2 separate regions of the Mus musculus genome follow, and region 2 is linked to region 1. A link is a loop called in an ENCODE intact Hi-C map of the cell type or tissue named here. Cell type or tissue: heart. All regions are shown on one strand. Each heading gives the region's core, and the rest is flanking DNA. Links, peaks and the distances in the headings are about the cores only. Region 1 overlaps Cyb5r3 (cytochrome b5 reductase 3). Region 2 overlaps Pacsin2 (protein kinase C and casein kinase substrate in neurons 2).

Region 1 (5,371 bases), core at 325-5,324:
GTTCTCCCCTACATTGGTTGTTGGCTGTTTAGAGGATAAGTGGCCAGTGCATGGGCTGTCCCTGGCTGTGCTTGGGGACCAGGGTCATCTGCAGATCACCTTGCTTTGCTTACTCAGTGTCCCCAAACATACCAGCCAACGCCTGCGTGGGAACCCCCCAGTCTGCCCACCTGGGCTACCTCTTTTCCGTAAGAGGACTCAATCGAGCAGGCTTCTCTTTTCACTCCAGCCTGCTAGGGCTGTGCTGGGCTTTCCCTGCCCAGGACCCCACAGGGCTCAGCTGCTCCTTCCTCCATTTCCCAGGGAAGTTTGCCATCCGTGCAGACAAGAAGTCCAACCCCGTTGTCAGGACGGTGAAGTCTGTAGGCATGATTGCAGGAGGGACAGGTAAGGGTTGGAACCCTGACGGAGCCGTGGTGGGTGTGTGTGGGAGCGGGAGGGGGCCTATGGTAGGAGGGAGGTCTGAGGCCAGGCCTGGGTATCCCACACATCTCTGGCAGGCACTCACTCAGGGTATGTGGGTCTTCTTCTACAGGCATCACCCCAATGCTGCAGGTGATCCGAGCCGTCCTGAAGGACCCAAACGACCACACCGTGTGCTATCTGCTCTTTGCCAACCAGGTCAGTGGACAGTCCCCAGAATGTGCAGGCTTGGGGCTTGGCCAGGCCCTGGGCAAGAATCTGAATGGCTCCGCAGAGATGCCAAGGATGTGTGGAATGAGAGGCAGTGCAGACATCCTGGCAGCATCGGGTGTGGGTGGCTGCTGCAGAGGGAGCACGGGGCCTCACCCTGGTCCACTCCTCCCTCCACACTTGGTGCTCCACACTTGGGGCAGCCTTTCACCTCCCGCAGATTGGGGACTTTGGTACACTGGCTGGGGCAGAGGCGGAAGTGAGGTACCCAGTACTCAAGCCCTCACAGTGCTCTGAACATGGCTGAAGCCTGGCTTTTGTGAGCTGCTGTGAGGCCTGGGATGGGTGGCTTGGCCCTTCACCTCTGCACTTCTCACAGGGAGAACAGGCTGGGGAAGCAAGGCTGTCTCGAGCCTTCCCCGGTCCCGTGTGTTAGGTTGGAATATGCAGTGATGTGATGCCTGTGGTGTCTGAGGAGACCAAGCCGAGTCCCACGTGTCCTGCAGTATAGAGGCCAAACCCTGGTACTCTGTGCTTCTCAGATATGATTCAGGTCTTTTCCCCAGGGTCTGTCTGGCAGAGAGACAGAGACAGAGACAGAGACAGAAAGAGAGAGAGAAGCTTTGTGTAAAAAAATAAGATTTATTTATTTTATGTATGTGAGTACAATGTAGCTGTCTTCAGACACACCAGAAGAGGGCATCAGATCCCATTACAGATGGTTGTCAACCACCATGTAATTGCTGGGAATTGAACTCAGGACCTCTGGAAGAGCAGTCAGTGCTCTTAACCGCTGAGCCAACTCTCTAGCCCTGAGGGAGGAGCTTAAGCTGGCAGTAAACTTACTATAGTGGAGGCTGGTCCTGAACTCAAGATTGTCCTGCCTCAGCCTCTGAATGCTGGGCTCACAGGCCTGTGTCACCATGCCGGCTCACAGGTCTGTTTATAGGAGCCTGCTGGCCGGTGGCTTTAAGGAGCTCTGTAGACATGGTGGCTGGAGAGAGCTACTGTGTCACTAGGATTCCAGTGACCATCAGCATCTGCCTCTAAGCTGCTGAGTATAACCCACAGGGGGGTGATGACTCAACCTGGGGTCTGTCCCTGGTGAGGTCCCCAAGGGCAGTCCCTGAGTCACCTGTCTTGACTGGGTGGCCTGTCTCCTGCAGTCCGAGAAAGATATCCTGTTGCGGCCTGAGCTGGAGGAACTGAGGAACGAACATTCTGCTCGCTTCAAGCTCTGGTACACAGTGGACAAAGCCCCTGATGGTGAGCACGGGAAACCCCTGGTGGAGCAGGAGGCAGCCCATGCAGTTCTCGTGGCCTGCTCATGGCTGTGGAGGAATCAAACCTCAGAGGGGAAGTGCCCACAGCCCACAGCTAGGGAGCAGCAGAGCCAGGGTGGGGACCCCAGACCTTGCTTCCTGGTCTCCCACACTGCCCCAGGCTGGCAGAGAAGTCCTCTTATCTCCTTGGGCCTGGCTCACTTTGGGGCAGGCCTTGGAGCAGTGCTGAGGGTTGGATGGCTGCTTCTGTGTAGTTGGTAACCTATAACAGCCTTTGTATGTGTGTTTTCTGGTCACTCCAGGGGAGGGGCTGGGCTGTTGAATAGCTGCTGGTTGCCCTGACTCTGCCATGCACTTGCATAAGCTGTGGGCTGAGTTCACAGTGCTGTGGAGGAGCTGTGCTGGAAGGAGGGAGTGAGACCCCGTGAGAGTGTTCTTCCTTCTCCTGCTTCGTGTAAAAATCAGGGGATAGAGAGATCACCCGAGTGTTGGGGCTCAGTCGATGGAAGGAAGGCTCGCTCTGCCTGAGGGCGCCCCGGTCTGACCTACAGCACAGCCACGTGGGACATGGTGGCGTATACTCAAAGTCTCAGCAGTCAGGGAAAGTGGGAGCAGGAGGATCAGACGTTAAGGTCATTCATTCTCAACCACATAGCAAGTTCAAGGCCAGCCTGGGCTGCATGAGACCCTGTCCTCTTAAAGCAACAAAACCCAACACTGTAAAGAAAACAGCCCCCATCCCTTCCCTGCATACTCTGAGACTGTTTCTAGTCACCCCAGGTAGAGAAGGCAAAGATAGACTGTTTCTATTAGCCCCAGGCAGAGAGGGCAATGTATTTATCTTGGGTAAAGAGCAGAAAGATCAACTCTTTGTATCTACCTTTGGTAGAGAGGCAATGATTCCACCCAAGTCCACCTTGGTGCCTAAGGAGTTTAGTGGGGTTTCGGAGGAGCGTGCCTGATGAGGGTCTCTTACTGGGACCTGGTGACTCAAAAGTAGCCGCATCGGCAAGAAGCCACCCCAGCATGGGCCCACTCGTGACCGTGCACCTTGCAGGCAACTCCACTGAAGAGTCTACTCTCCCCACACACTTCACTGCTCTGTAACCCCAGGGAGGCCCTGGCAAGTCCCAGATTTCTAGAGCTTTTTGAGCCCTGGCCTCCCTTCTCCCCCTGGCAAGAAGGAGTTTCAGTGGGAAGGAGCAGCTATTCAACATGGCCAAGCCATGTGTGTGTGAGTCAGTGGAGCACTGGGTGTGGTGTCTGAAGGGCTGCTTTTCATCTAGGAAAGAAAGGAGTGGGAGGTGGGCTTGCCAGGGAGCAGCTATCTGGAGAATGACTGCCCTCCTGCAGGGTCAGGGCCAGTGCTGCCCCTTTGTGGTGGTCTGTGGAAATGCAGACTGGGCTGTCCCAGGGCTGGTTTCCCAGGGCTAGGACAAAGGCTGGGTAGTCGCCTGGCCGGTCCCTTTATCCAGTACCACCGTGGCCCACGCAGAAGCAGCAACAGGCCCTTAAGATCCAGACACAAGGCCCACACATACGGCGAATGCTAGGTCTCCCAGGGTCACCTTTGGGACCTGAATAACGAAACACCATACAAAAAGGCCCTGTGAGCCTGGCCTGTGTACCGTGCACTGTCAGAATGCTTATGCCTAGGCCGTGCCTACACCACGCCTTGCTCCAGAGCATTCCTAGGAAGCTTGCAGTGACTAATGAGCTGAGTCAGAGGGGTGCAAATGCAATTTAGGAATGGAAGAAAAACAAGGGCTGGCCTGAAGTGGAGTCAGGCTCACACAAACCATGGCTGTGATGCCTGTCAGATACACGTGGGCCTTGTGTGTCACTCTGACATTCCTGGCAGCCAGGGTACAAAGGGAAATATGTCCCGTTACTTAGCTCATGGTATTTATGAGCTGGAGGACATTATGGATCACGCACAGTGGATTCTTCAGTCTTGGTGTTTCTTGGGACTGTATTAGTTCCTCCTGTACCTGGGAACCCGCAGAGGACACATCAGATAGGCAGCACCTTTTCAAGAAATTGTTAAAGTTATTACTGTGTGTGTGTGTGTTAGGGACTGCATTCCACAGCACATGTGTAGGGGGTAGAAGACAAGTTTATGCAGTCGAATTTGGGTCAGTAGACTTGGCTTATGACAGCAAGCGCCTTTACCCACTGAGCTGTCTCCTTGGCCTTGTGCCTTTTTTTTTTTTTAAAAGATTTATTTATATGAGTATACTGTAGCTGTCTTCAGATACACCAGAGGAGTGTATCAGATCCCATTCCAGATGGTTGTGAGCCACCATGTAGTTGCTGGGAATTGAACTCAGGACCTCTGGAGGAGCAGTCAGTGCTGTTAACCACTGAGCCATCTCTATAGCCCCCACCCCCCTTGTGCCCTTTTTTACCTTGAGCTTCTGAGTTGTTTCTGTTGGTGTTTAGGGCTTCAAGGATGCTCTGGGTTTCAAAGGGCAGACACAAGGCAGAGATGACCCTGAGTGAGGAGGACTGGAAGGATTGGGGGCCTGTGCCAGGCCTGGTGGAGCCCTGGGCCTAGGGAGCAGCCTCAGTGGCAGGTGTCAGTGGCCCAGTGGCCCTCTGCTCTGCTCCTGCCTCTTCCTGTTTACCTCTGAACCCAAGCTAGAGGAGGGGCCCACTGGGCACAGCTCAGGGGCTGGCCTGGAACCAGGTGCTCTCAGCTGGACTGGGAGGTGGCAGGATTGTTTCTCTGAGTAGCCAGAACCAGTCAGCCAGTCCTTAAAGTCAACACTGGACCAGAGCCCTCCCTAGCCTCTGTGGGCTGCCTTTTCCACGACACAGTGCCTCTTATGAGGAACAGGAAATGCTGTGCCCCCAGGCCCAAGCGGGAGAGAGGGGGTGGCTGGACCTGGACGGGGCAGCTGTTGCCTCGGCCCACGCCTAGAGTTTGAGTCTGTCACAGGGATCAGATCCTGGACTGTCCTTGCATGCGGCTACTTCCAGAGGAGGGACCTACAGCTGTCCTTGAACTCACTTCCCCTGTCTCTCCCAAGTGCTGGGATTACACTCATGAGCCTGTAATCTTGCCTGGCTTGCTCATTACTTACCAAGTAACAGTTTCACTACTGAGTGACAGTTTCACACCAGGGACCAGGATGCAGCTGTGGCTGTGAGCAAGACCTATTGGCTGACTGTGTGGTGGCAGAAGAATCAGGCAGTGAGCTGTAGCTGGGGCTCAAGGTGTAGCAAATGTCACTCGACCAGCCTGGGCTGGGTACCTCCTTAGGGAGACCAGCTGGTATGAGCTTGAACAGTTCTGGGTCCGCTGAACCTTGGTTTCTATACAGTGAAATCTGAATGCCACACTGTGGGCCGGGGGACACTTGTTCAGCATTCATGGGCTGAGTTCCATTCCTAGCACTGCAACACCGAATAATCCTATGGTAGTTGGGGTGGGGGGGGCTATGGGGCAGGTT
Region 2 (5,371 bases), core at 93-5,092, 220 kb before region 1:
GCTGCTTGCTCCAGGGTTGCTCTGAGGGCTGCCATCTTCAGATCACAGTGACCTCTGTGTCAGAAGCTTTGAATACAAATTAGTAGTGAATATCCAGGGTCCTGCCTTACCTTCAGGAGGACGCCTGTCCCTCTGCCCTGGAGACCTTCTGTGGATCCTTCTAGAAGCATGTTTCATATCCACATGGGATTTGTATGCACAGATGACTTGCTGTGGTCAGTGTTGCCCCCTGTCACTAAGGCCACCCTCTTTTTGTCTTGCAGGGGATGAACTGACCAAGATAGAGGATGAAGATGAACAGGGTTGGTGCAAGGGACGTTTAGACAGCGGCCAGGTTGGCCTATACCCAGCCAACTATGTCGAGGCTATCCAGTGACAGCCCATGGGCAGGCTGGCGGAGAGACGGAAATGGGCAGTTCAGGAGCTCCGTTAGCCTTGGCCTGGGCAGTGACACCTCTAGTGCCCCCAGCAGCCATGTAGGCATCCACTCCACCTGCAAAAGACGATGGCTCTGTTGTTCTTGGCTTCCTGGTGTGCTTTGAAGGCAGATGAGCTGGTGATTTCATTGGGCACTTGGCCCTTTTCCAAGCACATCTGGGCAGATATAGACACAGGAAGATAGGGTCCAACAGCGAGAGCCAGGCCCCTCCCCACCCCCACCAGCTCTCTCTATCATGGATCTGCACCTTCTCGCCCTTGTCTCTCCTGAGTCATGACGGGTCATACTGATTCTTGTTCCACTGATGATTTTCTCTGATGAGGTCCTATCTGCAAGGTCAATGAGCAGACTTACATGCCATCTTCTGAGTAAAGAGTTTGAGGTTTTAATTTAAAGGCAATGTACAGCTATACTTTTTTATATGCTCTTCCAGTCAGTTAAATTATGGCCTACACTGATCTGAGATGTTCTCCACGTGAGCTGTCTTCATTTCTCTGTGCTATGTCCAGATGTGGGGTTGCTGCAGCCGGGGTTCTATGGCAAGTGCCAGTTGCAGGGCTAACCTTGTGCAACGTTCCCCAACACTTCCACATACAGAAATTATTTTCACTCTATCCCTGCTTCAGTTTTTGCAGATTAACAGTTCTATTAGTGATTTGGAAAGTTAACAGTAAGAAGACTAACTTTTCAAAACAGTTGCATCTGTAGATTAAGATGCTTTACATTAGACCGTTGTGTCTCGATGTATATCTGTATATATTATTTGATAATCAGAAAATCTATAGAGTTCACCCACTGTTGAATGAGAGCTGGTGGCTTCTGACAGCAGATCTGGTCAACTGCTTGAAGCCCATGGCATTGAAGCACAGGCACGGCTGGTTAACGGTGCCCACCCAGTTAGGATGTGGCTCTGGCCTCTGAGTGGAGCTGCTGGGAAGACTGATTCTCATTGGCCTGGGCTCCAAGCTCATGACCGAGCACTGGAAAAGCTCCTAGGACTTGGTAGTAATCGTAGACTTCACAGTCCCTGTGTCACTCACTGGAGAGCTAGAGGGAGGGGTTCGACACCCTCCACCACACACACACACACACACACACACACACACACAAGTTCCTCCAGTTGCCCTTGTCCTCAGGTGCAGTGGGACTGTTGTGAGCCCCAGGGATGGGCACAAAGAGGACTTTTATTTTGTTAGCTCGGACAGTGCAGTGGTGCACATCAGCAACTTGTATTTCTTCGGTGTTTGGCACGAGCACTGTCTCGCTGTGGCTGTGTGTCATGAGAACTTACCAGCAGAAATCCTTGTTCCTAAGCTACAGAATGACCAAAAGCTGTCAAGTCCTTAATGTTTAGAAACTCCTTAAAATGTATAGTATTTTAGAACAACAACAACAAAACTCAATAAACAGTTGATCTTGTGTGTTTGACAGTCCCTTTGCCTTGCATCCACCCTCATGTTCACACAGCTGATAGACCTGTCTCCTTGGGGGTGTACCAGCTTTGAAACTGGGCAAGATCCAGTTCATAGGATCCCTTCTCGGGACCATGTCTCAGTTCCTGCACCAGAGGCTGGGGACTTGGGGCACCTTGGGCATCCCTGAGGAGGGCATCCCTGGTGCCACCCTCTCTCCCCTGACCAACAACCGCTCCTCCCCAAACCTGCGTGTGTTGACCTTTATGTGCCACTGTTCTGTTTTCTCAAGCTGATGATCTCTGGGTGTAATGTGATCAATGCAGGTCCCAGCTGGTCCTGCTCGCACAAAGAACCTCCAAGGATCTTGCCTCCTATTGGGATCAGCTAAGGAGATAAAGCCAGTGCGGTAGCCCTGACCAGTCCCGGTGAACGGACTGCTGCTGCTGCTGCTGCTGCTGCTGCTGCTGCTGCTGCTGCTGCTGCTGCTGCTGCTGCTGCTCTTCAACACTAGTAAAGCTTCTCTCTGGCCTTCCTGCAGTGTCACTTTGCTCAGCAGAAGCAGAGCCTGAGTCTTTGTCCTTTACTCTCTTTGTGTGTCCTCTTTGGGTCCTTTGGGTGTCCTCTGCCCTGCCAGTTTCTGAGCAGTACTTGAGCCTTACCCGCAGGCCACCCGTTGTCTGGGTGGGCGGGCACTGGCTTCTGCCTCTATCTGCTCCAAGCAGCAGAGAGAAAACAAAGTGGGAGAAGGCAGAGGCAGATCTGCCCTCAGCTGACAAGCTGAAAAGTGGGGATATATCTTGAATACCACAGTAAGACTGGGTGTAGGCTGGGGCACCAGGCCAGGTCCTCTTAACACTCCTCTGGCCTGCCGCTGGGTGGCAGGCTGGAGTTAATAGAAAAAAAGGTTTTAGAAGCTGGGCAGGTCAGTGATTTGCCTGGGGCTCTCTGAGCAGACCATAGTCAAAACCCAGCTCTCCTTGCTGTCCTGGGGGCTAGAAGTAGGATGAAATGACCACTCCTGCACGGTCCTTTCTCAACATCTCTATTCAAATAAGGAAGCTTGAGGGTCCTGTACAGCCCTTTTGTTATCTCCTACCCTTCCCTGGAGGTTAAATACAGGAAGCTCACTGTGCACAGTGGCCTCAGTTTTCATAGGAGGATGGGGGTAGGGCACCATAAAACACTACAAGTCCTTGTGGTTATGATCACCTAGGCTGGGGCCAGGACCCTCTGCAGCCTTTGGCTGCTTTTTCTATATCACCCAGCTTGGGATTCCCAGGTTCTCTTGGCCTCCCAAAGCTCCTGCACAGGATCAAAGCTGTTACCACTAGGGCCCCTGAGCTGACTCTAGTGACCAAGCCAGTCAGTCACCAGGGTCTAAGGGAGAGAGTGAGGATTAAAGAAAGAAAAGACAATTAGACAACATTATAATATATGACTCCAACAAGTGCTAAGGCTGAAACAAGTTTAGTTTTTTCCAGTCTGCTTTTATATCATTCTGAGTACATCAAAGAATATGGTCAGTCCTGCCAGGCGTGGTGGCGCATGCCTTTAATCCCAGCACTTGGGAGGCAGAGGCAGGTGGATTTCTGAGTTCGAGGCCAGCCTGGTCGACAAAGTGAGTTCCAGGACAGCCAGAGCTATACAGAGAAACCCTGTCTCGGACCCCCCCCCCCCAAAAAAAAAAAAGATGGTCAGTCCTAAGGCATAAACAAAGTAGTGAAGGAACAAACAAGGCATAAGCAGTTAAGGAACAAAGGTCCCAAGTATTCAGGGTCTTAAGGCTATCAAGATACAATGAACACATTCCTCAGCTGTATTTATCTTGAGCCTACTTCCTTGTCCTAGCCTGATGTCAAATTCTTATCTGAGCCTACTCCTTTGTTCTGGCCCCAATGTAAATACTCTTGCCAAATTCCTAGAAGCCTCCCAAGTGCTCTCTACACTTTAGGTGGAATATTGTGAGCCCCAGACTATACCTGGACAGGAGCTCTAAACCCTGCTCATCTGCACTGTAATGTAAACATGGGGTCTGGCTCTGCTACAGCCCAAGCTCAGACACTGGCCAGAGGTCTATGCAGATGGACGACTTTGCTATCCAAGCCAACCTGCCTCTGCTTGGCTTGGCCTAGCCTTCTCTGAGGAGCCTGTGGGTCTGGGCCATGCAAATGGGTCAGGTTGTTAAGGCAAGCCTGAAGGGGGACTGCTTATACTTCATCTGGATGGGAATAAGGAAGATTTATAAAGGATATTGTAGGCACCATACTAACTCCCTCATGGTTCAGAGGGAAGAGGGAAATTGAGGCCAGATGAGGGGAAGGCAGGACTTGCCAGCAGACATAGCAAGCAGCTAGCAACATATATAAATCAGGTTGCCTCTCCTGGTGGGCAAGAGCTTCATTCATCCACCAGATAGTCAAACACACATAAGCATTTACTGAGTACCTACTGTGTGCTAGATTCCCAACAGCCCAAACCAAATAGAACCAGTTTGTACCCTTGGGAAGGTACCATATCAATCCTTCATGGGGACGAGAATGTCTGGTCGTGTGTGTGGATTCTGGAAGGTTCCAGATAAGAAGACAGGTAGGTGCTCCCAGTCTAGTACTAGATCGGTGAGGCAAAGCACTCCCTGGTTCTTAAACTTTTCCCCAATCCCAGTACAGAGCATCCAGAGTCCTCCTTCCCTCCCTCTCCTCGCTGGACTGCAGAGGACAACACCTCAACACTAGCAAATACCCGAGCCTCATTACTGCAAAGTGAGATCAATTAGGATGACTGTGGGGTGTCTAGGATGTCCAGAAACCAAGAGTCCCAGCAAGGCAGACTCTCTGGGTCATAGCTGTTCTTTGAGCGACCTGCTGTGCCACCACCATCTCTCTCCATGGGCCAAACACTCTCCCCTTTGCCCTCCTGTACAGGATCTTGCCCTGAGTTTTCAAGACAGGATTTCTCCACCCTCTCCATCCATTGTCCAGATACCTTCAGGAGACACAGACCCCTGTCTGGGTGAGGGGTACCCATATAAATGGGTGGCCAGTGACTTCTCAGTCTCACTCACCTGTGAGGTCCTCCAGTAGGAAGAGGCAGAAGGACACTGGGGCCAGGACGAACCAGATCCAAATTTTCCGCAGTTGGAAGAACTAGAGACACAATGGAGACAGCTTGATCAGGCCAAGCTCTGTGTGGCTCAGCCTGTGGGTGAAGTACCAGACTCAAGGCAAGAACAGCACCACTGCAGGATAAATGTCTCTGATACTTGTTTGTTGAAATCTTCCCTACCACAATGATGGAGATTCAGAAGAGGATATTGGCAGAGGTGATTGATTAATGGGGATGAAGTCCAGAGGGTAGGATGTTAACCTTGGGTCTCCGCATGCACTTGCATACACATATACAAATTATGGAGGCCCGAGGGGTCCTGTTCATTTCTCCCACCTGGGAGGACACAGCACCGTCTAGGAAGAAGCTGAGACCTGCTGTCAGGTGTAATAGGATCCTGCCCCCAAGCTTGGAT

What was found. A loop is a pair of places that touch in the nucleus more often than their neighbours do. Peaks named below come from ENCODE experiments on the same cell type or tissue, not always from the same donor. Only the 100,000 strongest peaks of a DNase experiment are listed, where the experiment ranks them.
Region 2: a loop joins it to region 1, with 2.3 times the contacts of the local background. A loop is called at or near these places in 2 of 42 quality-filtered maps.

The regions. Positions count from the first base shown.
Region 1 is chr15:83,155,354-83,160,724 of GRCm38, reverse strand. It overlaps Cyb5r3 (cytochrome b5 reductase 3), which reads left to right. Exons shown (of 9, transcript NM_029787.3): 6 at 304-387; 7 at 536-621; 8 at 1,800-1,899. Among named protein-coding and RNA genes, the nearest start is that of Rnu12, 8.4 kb to the right of the region's middle. In heart, for the core only: a CTCF peak has its summit at 3,292 (motif pointing left); DNase peaks (open chromatin) are centred at 664 and 3,244.
Region 2 is chr15:83,372,623-83,377,993 of GRCm38, reverse strand. It overlaps Pacsin2 (protein kinase C and casein kinase substrate in neurons 2), which reads left to right. Exons shown (of 11, transcript NM_001159509.1): 11 at 264-2,387. The coding sequence ends at 376. Among named protein-coding and RNA genes, the nearest start is that of 1700001L05Rik, 8.0 kb to the right of the region's middle. In heart, for the core only: a CTCF peak has its summit at 2,717; a DNase peak (open chromatin) is centred at 2,703; H3K27ac peaks cover 353 bases.